Regions from separate parts of the Homo sapiens genome. Here region 1 is linked to region 2. A link is a contact called in ENCODE Hi-C data. All regions are on one chromosome and are shown on one strand. Each heading gives the region's core, a stretch centred on a gene start or an enhancer-like site at or near the end of the contact. The rest is flanking DNA. Distances are from core to core; before and after follow the strand shown. Region 1 holds the start of XRCC3 (X-ray repair cross complementing 3). Region 2 holds the start of INF2 (inverted formin 2).

Region 1 (6,742 bases), core at 538-3,037, 970 kb before region 2:
ACTCCTCTGCCTTGGGCCCTGGGACCTGCTGTGTAGCTTTGAAGTGATTCACAGCACTTACATAGTCTGATGTTTTGGGGTGACCTGACCCCCCTGCAAGAGTGTGATGTCTTATCAGACCACATATGTGAGGACTTGAGTGAACTCCGCAACCTTGGGAATGCCACTTAAACCTTGTCAGACACTCCCTTATGTGAGTTACTGACCCTGACTGCTGGACTGCAAAAACAGACATCAGCTTGAAGGTTGTGCAGATGCTTTGAGGCAAGCTATACGCTGCTGGCCTGGGAGCTGGACCTCGGTCCCAGCTTCTCAGAGAGCTCCCGCTCTCACGCTCTCCACTGCTACCAAGGCAAACCTCGAACTCTCACCAGATCTCACTCTCCAGGGGCCCGCTCCATCCCAGCAGAGCAACCGGACCCTGGCCGTTCTGCCACTCACCTCCCTGCCGTGAATGCACCCCATCCATGGAGGCCCTGCTTCCCTGCCAGGTGTCTTCACCTCCTCCCCTCTCCTCCCCTCTGAGCACTGTGAACCCGAGAACAAATCTTCTTTGACAATAAACCGTGTGATTCGTGGAATCATACTTTGATCATCTCCTTATTTCCTCCACACACAAGGACCCCTGCACTGCCAATGGCCCCAGGAGAGGGCAGAGTCAGCCACAGGGACCCCACCTCACAGGCTTCAACACTGCTGATGCCTGTCATCCCAGCACCGTGGGAGGCCAAGGCGGCCAAGGTCGCCTGAGCCCAGGAGTTCAAGACCAGCCTGGGCAACACAGCAAGACCTACTCTCTACCGAAAAAAAAAAAAAAAAAGAAAAATAGCTGGCCAGTGTAGTGGCGCTTGCGGTCCCAGCTACTTGAGAGCCTGGGAGGTCGAGGTTGTGCCTAGCTGTGAAGACGCCACTGCACTCCACCCCGGATGACAGAGCCAGACTGTCTCAAAAAAAACAATAAAAATTCACGCCTTGTAATAAGGAATTAAAGGCAGGATGAACAAACATTTTCTTCTTTTTTTTGTGTGCTTTCTGAGATGGAGTCTTTTTCTGTAGCCCAGGCTGGAGTGCAGTAATGTGATCTCGGCTCACTGCAACCTCCGCCTCCCGGGTCCTGGTTCAAACAATTCTCCTGCCTCAGCCTCCCAAGCAGCTGGGATTACAGGCACGTGCCACCACACCCAGCTAATTTTTGTATTTTTAGTAGAGACGGGGTTTCACCATGTTGGCCAGGCTGGTCTTGAACTCCTGACCTCGTGATCCGCCCGCCTCGGCCTCCCAAAGTGCTCGGATTACAGGCGTGAGCCACCGCGCCCGGCCTAAAGGATTTTCTTTCCAAATCAAAGTATTAAAATAACTGTTCAGACCTCTCCCACTTCGATGCGAAGCCAGCGCGGTCCCAGGCGGACGAGCGAAGGCATCGAAGGCCGGGGGCGCAGCCGCGGGCCCACCTCGGCCTCCCCTGAGCGGACGCCTCCCCGCGCGCACCGGGGGCCCCGGAGACCGCCTTCCCCGCTCCGAACGCACGCGGCCCGGCCCCGGCGAGGTGCCTGAACGCTACCCGAGCTGCGGCGGGGCTCCCGGGGTGAGTGCTGCAGCCCCAGGCCCGCCTGCTCCCACAGGCTCGGGCAATGGAGACCCGCGGCCGCCCCCGCCCCTTGACCCTGCCTCACCCCTCACGCCCGCTGCCGCCCACGACCTCCGACCCCGCTGCCGCCCGGCTCGCAGCCCGGCTCGCAGCCCGGCTCGGCGGGCCTCACCTCCCGCGGGTTCCGCACTCCTCTTCCCGCCGTCCTGCTCCTCTCGGCCTTCTCCTCCAATAGGCGCCTAGCACCCTGAGTGGGCTACACCAATCAGAGACGAAGCGGCGCTAACGTGACTGACTAACTAACCAATCCAAAGTCTCAATCTCCCTGAGAGGGGCGGAGCGTACCCGGGCCAGCCCTCGCCGCCGATTGGTGATCGACCTCAGGGTTGCAGGGGCGGTGCCCTTACACGGATTGGAGAGGGCAGCGATGGGGCGGAGTTCAAGCTCCGATTAGTCCGCGCTCCGTGGCGGGCTTGGCGATTGGACGCCGGCGCTGTCAGCCGCGCGCGGACCGGGGCGGGGCGGGCGGTGCCCCGGGCTGGGCGAGGGGCCGGGTGCGGGGCCGCTGGCCGAGAGGCTGAGGCGGCGTCATGTCCTCCGAGGTGTCCGCGCGCCGCGACGCCAAGAAGCTGGTGCGCTCCCCGAGCGGCCTGCGCATGGTGCCCGAACACCGCGCCTTCGGAAGCCCGTTCGGCCTGGAGGAGCCGCAGTGGGTCCCGGACAAGGAGGTGGGTGGCCGTCGCCCCGGCCAGCGCCTCCGACCCGCCCCGCCGCCCCGGCCCGGCCCCGCGGGCTTCCAGGCTCCCGCGACGACCCCTCCGCCTCCGGGCGGCCCCTTCCCCAGCCGGCCCCCGCCCCCGCTCTCTCCCAGGTTGGCCGCGTCCCCGGGCCGCCGCCTCAGGCTCCTACGCCCGCGGGGAGGGCGGGAGGCGCGCGGTGTCCCGGTGCGGGGGTCCCGGGAGGGCAGGAGGCACCTGTCCAGGGCGGGCGCCGGGAGGCGGGGTGCGGGGCGCGGGCTGGTCCCGGGGGTGGGTGCGGCCCTGCCCGAGGCCGGTTCGTGCTGGGCTAGCGCGTGTGGACTGCGTCCCGAGAGCTGGGGCTCGCTCCCGAGAAAGTGGAAGGCGGAGCGCCTTCCTCGCAGGCTCGGTGGGGAGGGCGCGTGCTGTCCGCGGAAGCGCTGGAGCTGGCGGCCCCGCAGGGGTCCCTCCCGGGAACCGGGGGAGGCGTCGGTGCCGCGGGCGGGTGGCCGGTTCCGAAGCCACCTCCTGCTCGGAAGGAGGGCCAGGACCCAGTCTGCGGGCCAGGCTGCCCCCCGTTTCCCTTCGTCTATACCACCCTCCACCTCGGAAGCGAGGTCGCAGTCGCCCACTGGACAGTTTGAAGGAGACCGCAGATTTGCACCCGTTTCCCATGGGCCCAGACACGGCAGGAGTTGCCCAGGCCACTCCTGCAGACATTGGGGCGTGGGCGTGGGGTCCCTGAGCCAGGCCATCCGCTGGGCCTCCCGTGGGGTTCCCTGTGACCTGATCGGAGGTGCCTTTGCCTCACACCAGCCCCTTGGCCAACTGGGAAGGCCCCGAGTGCATTTAATCCCACTGGCTGTGCGCTAACAGGTGTGTCCAGTTTCTGTTCTGTGGATTTTACCACGATAAAAAAAAAATTGGGGGAGAAAAAGAATTTTTGTAATATGACTTTCATACTTAACACGTGTTACAGATTCGTTTAATTCCCTCAGTGATAGAACTAAGCAGACGTTGGAACTAGGTTCAAGAAGTCAAAGTAGCACTAATTGACTGGGTTCATTGAAGCTTGGTTGGAGGCCTGGTGGGGGGTGAGCGGCCACAGAGCCTCGGGGACAGGACGGAATTCGAGTGACTCTGGGGAAGTGTCTCTGGCATCTACAGTGTACGGAGCCATCACCGGTCACTGAGCGTGTCCTGGAGAGTTGAGACCAGTGCTGCCCACCTCTCCCCAGTATCGCCACCATGAGGAGTCTTTTTAGACACTTTCCGCCAATCATCCTCCTTCATCTTTTTTAAAATTTACTTTTAAGTTGACACGTGAAAATTGTATTTATGGTGTAACGAACTCTTAATAGCACAGAAATACTCTACGTCTGTATGAACCGTAAGGAGCACGTGAGAAAGTGTGGCCAAGATGAGGCAGAGGTTTCCACCAAAGCACAATTTCTTTCTCCCTGCTGTACACATGCACTGATCTTACGGTTCTGTTTTATAGTGAACCACTGTGTTCCCCTCCTTCATTCTCTCTTCCAGAGCCCTTCTGGTATCAGCTGAATTGTTTAGCATTTTTCCCTGCCTTTCTTTGTGGCCTCTGCTGAGGCACTGTGTGGCAGTCCCGCGGTGACTTCCGACTGAGTGGAGTTGAAACACTTGAGTCAAGGTGGCACCCCTCGTGGAAGAGAAGATTCATTCCCACGCTGGCGTGGTGGCAGGATACCCCTCCAGAGCCCCCCACCATGTTTGGATGATTAACTGGGATCTGAGCAGCTGAGGGAGGTCCTAGCATTGGGTGGGCTTGGGGGACAGAGAAACCATTCTAATAAGATGGACTTTGTCTCTGAGTTTTGCGTTGTGAATTGTATTGGAGCATGGTCTTACAGGCCAGAAACGACCAAAGACAGTGTTCTGGAGGAACTTAGAACGGGGCAGTAAGGGCTGGAAGATTTGGAATAAAGTCCAGCTTTAGGTGCAATAGCTCGAGGGGACATGTACGGTAACAGTCGCCTGGCATGTGGTGATGCTGAAGGGGACACTGAGCTACACTGTGCTGGCTGCGTGCTTGGGGCCGCTAAGGTGATTGTCGGGAGGTGACTCAAATGTGCAGATAACCAGTTGTGGGAAATAGGTTTATTTGAGGTGGTTTGGAATGGGGAGAGGAGAATTTGGTAGAACTTGGCAGGTGGGTAACATTGTCCTTGGCTTGGTGGCCGTGTGCCGATCGGCATCATCGTCATATCTGTAAACGTGTTGGTCCATTTTCATTCCAGCTCTGTTCTTAGCCAGGGGAGTCTGAATCCAGCCCAGTGCCCGTCTCCCGAATACCAGCTGCCTGACCGGGCTGGTTTATCAGTTTGGGCCCATGAGGGTTATCCCTTTAAAATGCTGCAAAACCCCCTGGGGAGCATGTGCACACATGCACCTTTCTCCGAGAGGTGGCCTGCAGCTCTCAGATTCTCAAGGCTCTGACGCAGAACCAGTTGAGAATCGTTTCTCCAGTCTGTGCCTCCTCAGGAACCTGTGGGGCAGGGGAGGCAGAGGCGGCGTGTAAAGCTTCGTGCGACACCACTTTGGATAGAGGTGCTTTGGGGGTGTGAAGGAAGCTTCAGATGATCTCTGGGGCTTGTCTGACTCTGCCATCAAATATCCGACACTGACGCAAGGCAGTGGGCTTGGGGGTGGGCGGTCCGGGCGTGCAGCCATCTGGGCTTGTCACAAGCAGCTGAGATCCTGAGTTTTATCCTTAAAATCCTTGCCGCTGTGCACCCCTCCCACCTCCCATCCGTGGTGCTGGCAGAAGAATGACCGCAGCTCCATGCTGGCGGGTTGACACTTTGATGGATACTCTAGATTCAGAGCCAGGAAGGAGAGAGCACGTGCGCGTCTGATCACGAGCCTGGACTCGGATGAGGAGAGATCTGAAGTGAGGACTGTTGCTAGAGGCGTCTGGAGCTGTGCAGCGGGGAGAACAGGGGACCCTGAGTTCTGCGAGGGTCTCACAGGCCAGGCCGGACAGGGCTTTTCTTTTGCAGGGAGGAGTGGCCAAGGCTAGAAAGAATCAAGCTGGGGAGGTGGGATGGGCCAGTGGAGGGTCAGGACCTCCAGCAGATCAGAGAGCTGAGGCCAGAATACAAAAATTAGCTGGGCGTGGTGATGAGTGCCTGTAATTCCAGCTACTTGGGAGGCTGAGACAGGAGAATCACTTGAACCCAGGAAGTGGAGGTTGCAGTGAGCTGAGATCGTGCAGCTGCACTCCAGCCTGGGCGACCAAGCGAGACTCCGTCTCAAAATAAATAAATAAATAATAAAAATTCAAAAATTAGTCGGGCGTGGTGGTGTGTGCCTGTATCCCAGCTCAGGAGGCTGAGGCAGGAGAATCACTTGAACCGGGAAGAGGAGGTTGCAATGAGCCAAGATTGTGCCACTGCACTTCAGCCTGGGTGACAGAGCAAGACTCTGTCTCAAAAAAAAAAAAAAAAAAGTCCAGGTAAGGGAATTGTGTTCCAGTTGATCATGAGGAGAAATGGCCAGTGTTTTCTGAGGCAGAGAATGGGAATTTGGAGGGCCTTGCTGCAGGTAAGCAAGGGGGGCATCTGTGATCTCCTCTGGCTCGTATGGGGAGGGTGGTTCTCGGTGGAAGGCTTTCCCAGCACACTGCAGGGTGGGGGGTTTCATAATTGTTTCCAGGATCTCAGCGCTTGGGTAAAGCTCACCCCTGTGAGGTGCCAGGGGCTGCCAGAGCCTCCACAGGTGTTCTGGGAACCAGCAGCCTCATGAGATACTGCCAGGGACACCAGCGAGCTCCTCAAGGGTCCCTGTGGCTGGCTAAGAGCTTTTTCTTTTTTGAGACAAGGTGTTGCTGTGTCACCCAGGCTGGAGAGCTGTTACTGATGTTAGGTAAAACTGAGACTTTGAAGCCACAAAAAAGGATTCCTGGGCGTCCTGTGGGAGGCCAGGCCGCCTGTAGCATAACCCTCCCAGGCTGTGATCATAGTGTCTGCACCTGTCACCGTCTTCAAACTGTCTGACAGCTTCAAATTGTAGAAAACTGATAGTAACGCACGTGTTTCTAGTCCCTGAGATGCAAGTAGATTTTGTCTCTCAGAGGTGAAGTTGATGTCCTCTCTCACACACCCCACCGCGGGGTCCCTGTGAGAGGAGCCAGTTTACAACTCATATCTTCCTTCCTCACGGCCTGTATCCATGTCTGCTCTTTGGATTCTCCTTTGAACTGGGTTTTTAGTCTTATTGGTTCTCTCATTAACTAATGAGGTAAATCTTTGACGTGGGTTCCTTTTCTGTTTGTAGGAGTTACGCTCTACCAGTTAAACGTGATTATCTTTCAATAAAGGTGCATTGATACATGCATTTAAATTGTTTTTTGATTGGCGAGTTCTTGGGGGGCTGAGAATTA
Region 2 (7,689 bases), core at 2,141-4,640:
TGAGTGGATAGGTGGGTGGGTGGATAGATGAATGGATGGGCAGATGGATGGATAAGGGTAGGTGGATGAATGGGTGGGTAGGTGGGTGGATGGGTGGATGAGTGGATTAAGGGTGAATAGGTGGATGGGTAGGTGTATGGATAAGTGGATGGACAGATGGGTGGGTGGATGGATGAATGGATAGGCAGATGGATGGATGAGGGTGGGTGGGTGAATGGGTGGGTAGGTGGGTGAACAGACGGATGAAGTGTGGGTGTGTGTGGGAATGGATGGATGAATGGGTGAATGGGTACATAGGTGGGCAAGGTGGGTGGACATGGGTGAGCAGGCATGTTTTCACTTACTTCATTCTGTAACAATGTCAGAGATCATCTCAGGGCACCACAGTAGGATGCAAAATAAAATCTCAAAAGGGGAAAAAAGATAAAAAGCATTCTGGGTGCTGAACTGATGAAGGAAATGAACCCATGGCCAGGCTGCTGCTCAGGTGGACCCCAGGAAGCCCTTCTGGGCCTGCAAGTGGCCGCCTGCTGCATGCAGGGCTGTCCTGACTGCACGGCGGCGCCAACATCAGGCTGGGAGGATTTCTCTCAGAACGCCCACACCTGCCTGCCTGTTTCTAGCAGAACTCAAGCTGTCGGTGCCAAGGCCTGCTCTCCCCTCATCCCAATCTTCCAGCAAGAGGCAGAGGCAAGCTCTCCACAGGCCTACAGTGGCAGGGCCACTCTTGCACTCTGTGCCAGTGGCCAGGAACATGTGGCTCCGCCTGGGTGTGTCACAGTACCAGCCTGTACCTGCACGACCCTGTTCTCAGGCATCTGGGTACCTGCAGCTGGGGGCCGGCACTTGTGTACCCGGCTCCGAGGAAGGACCGACACCCAGGAGGGGAGGCTCCAGGCAGGCCATGGCTTCCAGGAAGCAGCTCCGGAAGCCGCAGGCAGTGGCTGCAGGTGGTGTGTTTCTGAGGCCAAATCGGTCCTCTCTTCAACCCCAGGGCCAGGAAGCAAGCTCAGAATAGGGCCAGGATGGAGTCTGGGAGCGCTGGAGGTACAGAGGGTTGAGGGTGAGCCACTGAAGGAGAAGAGGAGGGGGCCTCTGTATGTCTCAGAAAATCAGTGCTCAAGCCGGGTTGAACCCTGCTGCCCCGGGCATGGTGGGTTCAAGCCTGACGGAAAACCCCCTTTCAGTGTCCACATTTCCACCCTCCCAGACCTCTGACCTCGGCCTCCACTCCACACACACACACACACATACACACACACACACACAGACACACACTCTTAATCAGGGCCCAAAGCCCTCCTCTGCACTCCCTGCCGACCCCAGGGACTTCTCCAACCTCTCTCCAACTAAATCACATTCACCCCACCTTCTTCACCCTGCTCCGGCCTGTGCTGGCCTCTCTGGACCAGGTGTGCAGCTCGGAAGCACGACTGGGTGCAAGGGAGACAGCCCCAGGCAGGAGCGGCCCTGGGGGCGCTGGGCCTCCCTCCCCCATCAGGGCAGGAAAGGTGGACCCCTCGCCCACACCTGACCTCCTACTCCAGCCTCTGAGTAAGGCTCAGGACTCTGACTTTCCCCCAGGCAGGTGGACAGGGGAGGGGGCTGCAGGTCAAAGCTCACTCCCCACCAACCTCCTCACATTCCTCCATTCACTGGATCAACAAACACACCCACTGCCCAGCACCGCTGCCAGGCATCAGCTCCCAACGCAGATGAGTCAGCCCCGCCCGTGCCCTCCAGGGTGGGGTGGTACCAGGGCAGGCACCAATGTTCGGGTCCAGGAGTGCACCAGGAGACCCAAAGCCCAGCTTGAGGGAGGGCAGGAAGGCCTTCTGCTCTGGAAGGGGCCCTGGAGCCCGGTGTGGAGGGCCGGAGGCCGGCCTTCCAGGTGCATTCCAAGAATTGCAGAGTGCCTGTCTAGGAGCAGCGGCCGCCCAGGTTGGAGGGTGTCCAGTGAGCGCCTGCCTTGGCTGGCTCCTCAGGCACACCCGGGGCTGTGGCCTGCAGCTGCTCCTGCACTGGGGCTGAGCCAGCAAACTTCCGGGGCTGGGGCTGCTGGGCAGGGCAAGGTCCGCACAGGGAGCAGACAGACGCAGCCTGCAATTCGGCGCTTATCCCCACCGGAGCGGAGGCACACCAAAGCCAAAGGACACGCAGCTGGCCTCAAAGCAGAAGCTGCATCGGGGCTGGGAAGCCATTCAGGAGCCCTTTTCTCTCCCCTCGCCCTCACCCTGAGCCCTGGCCGCCACGGCCCACACAGCAGGCCCTCCGGAGAGAGATGTCAGGACTCCGAGTGGAGACACTTTATCCGCATGTTCTTGACCCTCATACAGCCCTTACGGGTACTTATTCTATTTTACAGATGGGGAAACTGAGGCTCCACAGAGTCATATCCGAGCCTGAGGCCGCACAGGGAGTGCTGGCGCCGGTTCTCAGGGCAGGGGTTGTGTCTGCTCTGTCACATGTCACACGGGGGCTCCCCCAGGCCTGCCTTCCTCTGCCCTCCCTCTAGCTGCCAGTGGCCCCCAAACCCCAGGCCTGGTGCGCTGCTTCCTGCAGCTCTGACTGAGGGTCAGACGTCAGAAGGGACTTCCAGAGCTGGGGTCTGGCTCTCATCCAACCAGGCTGGCTTTCAGAGCCGACTATGGGCACGCCCCATGCTGGTCAATGTCGGCGGTGGGGGGATGGGTGCCCCCCTCAATCTAGGAGACAGATGAGGCCGGACAGCAGAGGGGTGGCAGAGAAAACCCACCCCATTGCGACACCTCCGCGGCCCTCATGCAGCTGTCTCCACCAACCGGCGAAGTGCGGCTGCCCAAGACCGCCGAGACCCCATCAAGGGTGGAAGGGGGTCAGGCAGGGCTGCGGAGAGGAGGCCACATGGGTGGCCTGGTTGATGGGTAGGCTCTCTCTCCCCAAAGCCTGGGAAGAGCCATCTCTGCTGAGGGATCCCCGAACGCGGGGACTCCGGATCCGGCTGGCTGGAACGGGAGTCCCGGGCCGGGGCAGAGAGAGGTGAGCGGCGCCTGGGAGGCCAGTCCCACCGGAGGATAGGGGTGTAGGTGGACGGGAGGCGGTGGAGGGCAGGGACGGGGCGGACAGTGGGGGCTGAGGCGGGAGACGGCCCCGATCTGCGCGTCCCACCCCCATCTCCGCCCACCAGGAGCCAGGCCAGCAGGGACCGCGAGGGGGCGGCCAGGTTATTCACGGGAGTGGGGAGACCCCTTAAAGCGCCCTCAGGGACCGGCCACAGTGGGCGGGGCCACCCCCAGCCACCCACCTCCCCCCCCAGGCCCCGCCCCCGGCCCGCGCTCGCTCCCCACGTGGCCGCTGACGGGCGGGGCGGCACCTCCTCTTCCTCCCGCCCGCCCCGCCCGCCCCGCGCCCGCCAGGAGCCACCGTCCGAGCCTTGCGGAGCGCGGCAGTGGGCGCCGGCTGCCCGCAGCCCCTGACCCGGCCCCGGACGGAGCGCCGGCCGCACCACCGCCCTCTGGCCGTTGCCTCACCGGGTAAGTCCTTGGCCTCGGGGTCCGCTTGGAGCTTCAGGGGAAACTGAGTCCGGGAGGAGGCAGGGGCGTGCTTGGGTCCAGGAGCGAGGTTCCGGGCTGCGGCGTGTGTGCCCAGGTGGCGGCGGGCGGTCCGGCGGCGCAGGGTACAGTTCCCGGGCGGGGACCCCAGGGCGCCCCTGGCCCCCCCGGCTCCGCGCGCCCCGCTCGGGACTATGGTCCTCCGCGCCGAGGCACCGCCCGAGCGCGCACTGGCCGCAGAGTGGTGGGCCCAGGGTCGGCCGGGCCTACTCCCAGGGCAGGCGGGATTTCCGCGCCTCGCGGCTGCCACATCCTGACCATGAATCAGCCACAGTTGGGAAAATAAACTTCAACTTCGGGTCCGCCGCCCGGGTGGCACCCCGAGGTGCGCGCCGGCCTGCGGCCCCACCCTGACTGCTTGGCTTCCAGCTGCCCACGCGCAGGTGGGCGCACAGGGAGCCCTTCCCACCCCGCAACCGCTGGCAGGCTTAGGGGAATCAGCCTCCATCACAGCTCTCTGTTCCTTTTGGGTGGGGTAGGATCCAATCCCTGTACGCCCCCAGACCCACCCGTCAACCCTCTAACTGGGGAGTCGCCCCAGGAGTGACCATGACTAAGGAGGGGAAGGCGGGGTGACCAGCTGTGTCCCTGACCGTCCCCAATGCCCCCTGGGGAGCACAGGCGTGGGGGGTGGTCTGTCTGTCTGGGCCTTCTGGGGCTCAAGCTCCCCACCCAGGGCTCCCGCAGCTCAGCTGTGACCACAGCATTACTGCCCACTCCAGCTGGACACACCAGGAGGCAGAGAGGCAGAGACCCTGCCCAGGCAGGGAACCAGGAACCCAGGAACCGGGCCAGAGGTCAGGCACACCCAGAAGGCGCTGGACGTAGGAAATTCCCTTACTGCCAGCCCTGCCCCTCCGTCTGGCACTGGAATGGAGCAGGATACTCGCCCTCTTCCGGCCTCAGTTTCCACATCTGCACTCTGAAGGGTGGGACAGCAGCTCAGGCTGGGACCTGCTCCCTGCCGCCCTGCACTGGGAAGGTGGGGTCCCAGAGCAGTGCCTCAGACCCCGAGGGTGCCACCCAGCCAGGGGCTTTTGGGGTGTCGGTGCTCAGCCCCCAGTGCAGCAAATAGTAGCATTGGGTTCCAGGCCTGGGGTCTGAGACCTCACACTGCTCCCACCCCTACCAGGGCAGCAGCAATTTTCTGTTCTAAAAGCCAGGTTGGTGCAGTGGGCCCTGCCCAGGCCCTGCCCTCCCATCCCTGGACTGTCATGGGCCCTGCAGCCCGGCAAAGGGGATGTCGCTAGTGGGGACGGACCAAGTGGCCAGGTGCGACTGTAGCCTCCACAGCCAGGGCTCCTGAGTTAACCTTCAGGTGAGCGCCCACTTTGTGGAGGAGCTGACGGCTGTCAAGCGAATGACACACACCGCACATGTGGGGACGTGGAAGCTCCTACCTGAAATAGACTCTGCGCCTTCCATCAAAGTGCAGTTACTTCCTGGGTTGGAAAAGTTATGCGGTTCATGCAGGCTGCGGGAGGGGTGGGTGGTGACTGGAAAGTGATGCGGTGCTGCCTGTGGGTGTGGGGCAGGACGCAGCTGGCCCAGCTCTGGACGGGGACAGTGAAGTAAGCTCAAGCCCCTGGCTTTTTGCTGGTGCCTGGAGGTCAAATTTCCCTGTAGTCAGGAATGAGACCTGACTCCCTGCTGCCAGCCCCTCCCCTACCTCCATCTTGCAAACAGCAGGTGTCTGATAGGTGTGTGGTTCATGGCCCAGTGGACACATTACATTGGAGAAGGCACACCCACCTCTGTTTTCAGGATGGTGGACGGGAAGGCCGGGAGGTGGAGGCCACATAGGAGCCAGTCTCTGGAGGGTGGTCCCCAGGGGCCACAGCAGACCCAGGCCTAGTGGACACCTAAAGTCAAAGACTAAGTTCTACCAACGGTGGGAAGGAGAGAGGGCAGGGGCACGGGCTCCCCGTCGCTGGAGGGGTGAGCAGGGTCCAACCACCTGGCCCCCTGTTAGAGAGGCTTCCACTCCTGCCAGCCTCACCCTAGGAGGGAGAGTCCTGCCTGGTCTGCCTCTGAGCACCCAGACAGCCTGGGTCCTGAGCTGGGGTGAGGTCTGCTCACACAGCTGCCCCCCAGCCCAGTGCCGGTATACCCTGGCAACCACCAGGCCAGGAGAGCAGGGCAGACCGGTGGTGCCTGTCCTCTCCTGAGGGGCCGTCCTCTCTCACAGCCCTTTCTAAGCTGTAATTAAATAAGGAACCACAGGGGTTGCTTAGGGTCGCCCCTCTGAGGGCTCATGTCAGTCCCCGAGGGCCAGCCTCAGGCCGGGTCTGTCCACTCACCATTCACGCCAGCCTGGGCAGGGTCTGTGTGCTGGGTGAGTGGGTGAGGAGGAAAGGAATGAGCCAGCCTGCGGGGTCCCTCCGCACGGTCTCCCACCCTCATCCCTCCCAGTGCGACGTGGGTCCTGCAGGAGCGTTCATTTCACAGGTGAGGCGCGGGACAGTCGGTGCCATTTTACACTCAGTGCCATCCATTCTGCCAGGAGGTGCTGATAAAGCCCCTACTGTGTGCATCTGCCCTTGTGCCCAGAGCCTGGAGCCCAGCCCCGCTCAGCACGGTGCCAGGCAGGTGCAGGGCACTTACTGGGGGTCAGGGTGCAAATGGGCTGGCCCCACAGAGTAGCTGGAGGCCGAGGCCCCCCAGCCCTTGTTGCTACCACTGGGGTAGGCTCAGGGTGCTGGCACTGCCACTCTGGGAATAGGACAGGCCTGTCCTGGTCAAGTAGCCATTACCGGGCCTCCAAACTCGGGGGTTGGTGGGGCAGGAATAGGCCCGCCCTCCAGGCAACCACCTGTGTCACTCCAGAGCAGCCCATGCAGACAGACAACTGCCCAAGGGCCAGCCTGGACCCCGGAGCCCTCCCAGCCAGTCGGCCTGGGTCACAGCCTGGGTGGAATGACCAGTGTGGTCACAGCCCAGATGGGATGACTAGCGTGAAGGCCCTGAGGACCTTGCCACGCCAATGGCCAAGGGCAAGGGCCAAGGCTGCTTTCCTCTTTCGCCTGCAGCTTTTCCCAGAGGCAGCAGGGAGGGAGAGAGAGGTACCAGGAGAGTCCTGAGAGAAGGGCCAGCCTGGGCTGCCCCGAGCCTCTGTGCCCTCAGTTCACTCCTGTTCTCACCCCAGAAGGGTGACTGGCCGTGGCTGGGGCACCCTCCATCTCCCTCAGCCCCAACCTCTGTCTGTTGGAAATGGCATGGAGACCCAGAAGGAGCAGATGGGCACCACTGGAGGCCTGGCCAGGCTCCTGGCCGCCGATCAAGGCCTTTGCAGGGTCAGAGGGACATGGGAAGATGCTGCCAAGGCCCCTGGCCCTGGTGCCCTGGGCAGGGACCCTGTGCTCCCGTGCTGTGACAGCGTTATACCACCCCACCTGCTTCCTGTGACCTGGACACAGTCTGAGCACCCCAAGGTCCAAAGTGGGAGAGGTGGGGTGGGGGAGAGGGAGTGGGGTGGATTGGAGGGCTGTCCTACTGTTACAGGGCTCTGCCCCGGGCCCACCTCACAGTGAAGGCAGAGGCCCCCAGGCAGCCCTTGGTGGGCCAGAACTCAACCAGGAGCCACACTGGGGGCGGAGGGCAGGCTGTCTGCTTCCCATTTTGCAGACGAGGGCTAGTGTCAAAGCCTAGCTTTGAGGCTAACCCAGGGCACAGTTGAGGAGGGAGGGAGAGGGAAGCAGTGGCCGCTGAGCACACCAGCCCCGGGTAGTGGCTTTTCTGTATCATCTCCAAGCCCCCATTCAGCTGCTGTGGGCAGAGGCCAGCCCCAGCCCCTCGCTCTGCCCAGCGAGTGGCCAGCTGCCCAACACGCATGGAGTCCCAGTGGGCATGGCCAGTGGTGCAGGGGTTTGTTCGTGCCTGAGCTGTCCTGGCCCTCGCCGGGTCGGGGGTGGACGTGGCCAGCTGTGCGAGGAGGGCCAGCATCCCACTGGCCTCCATCTCCCCATCTGTACCTGGGTCCTTGCAGGCCCTGGGACATGGCCTCGGTGTACAGCCTGCCTGCCCCACCCTCTGTGCCCCCGGGTCCCTGTTCCTGCTCCAGGCACAGCTCAGACTGTCGCCTGCACCCAGCCTACGCTGG

Evidence for each region. Hi-C counts contacts between places; a loop is a spot of excess contacts on that map. Pooled maps may share reads with other maps.
Region 1: a loop to region 2 is called in a pooled map, with 6 times the contacts of the local background. The contact joins the promoter of XRCC3 here to the promoter of INF2 in region 2. A Hi-C loop is called at or near these places in 6 of 50 pooled maps.

What each region holds. Positions count from the first base shown.
Region 1 is chr14:103,713,664-103,720,405 of GRCh38, forward strand. XRCC3 (X-ray repair cross complementing 3) reads right to left here and starts at 1,788. Exons shown (of 10, transcript NM_005432.4): 1 at 1,761-1,788. ZFYVE21 (zinc finger FYVE-type containing 21) reads left to right here and starts at 2,147. Exons shown (of 7, transcript NM_024071.4): 1 at 2,147-2,316. The coding sequence starts at 2,179. RefSeq lists enhancers at 589-1,274, 4,511-5,021 and silencers at 1,471-1,730, 1,811-2,380, 2,571-2,650, 2,751-2,820, 2,881-2,960.
Region 2 is chr14:104,686,228-104,693,916 of GRCh38, forward strand. It overlaps INF2 (inverted formin 2), which reads left to right and starts at 3,391. Exons shown (of 23, transcript NM_022489.4): 1 at 3,391-3,512. RefSeq lists enhancers at 1,385-2,372, 2,373-3,362, 7,317-7,689 and silencers at 3,055-3,314, 3,415-3,504, 3,525-3,764, 3,855-3,904.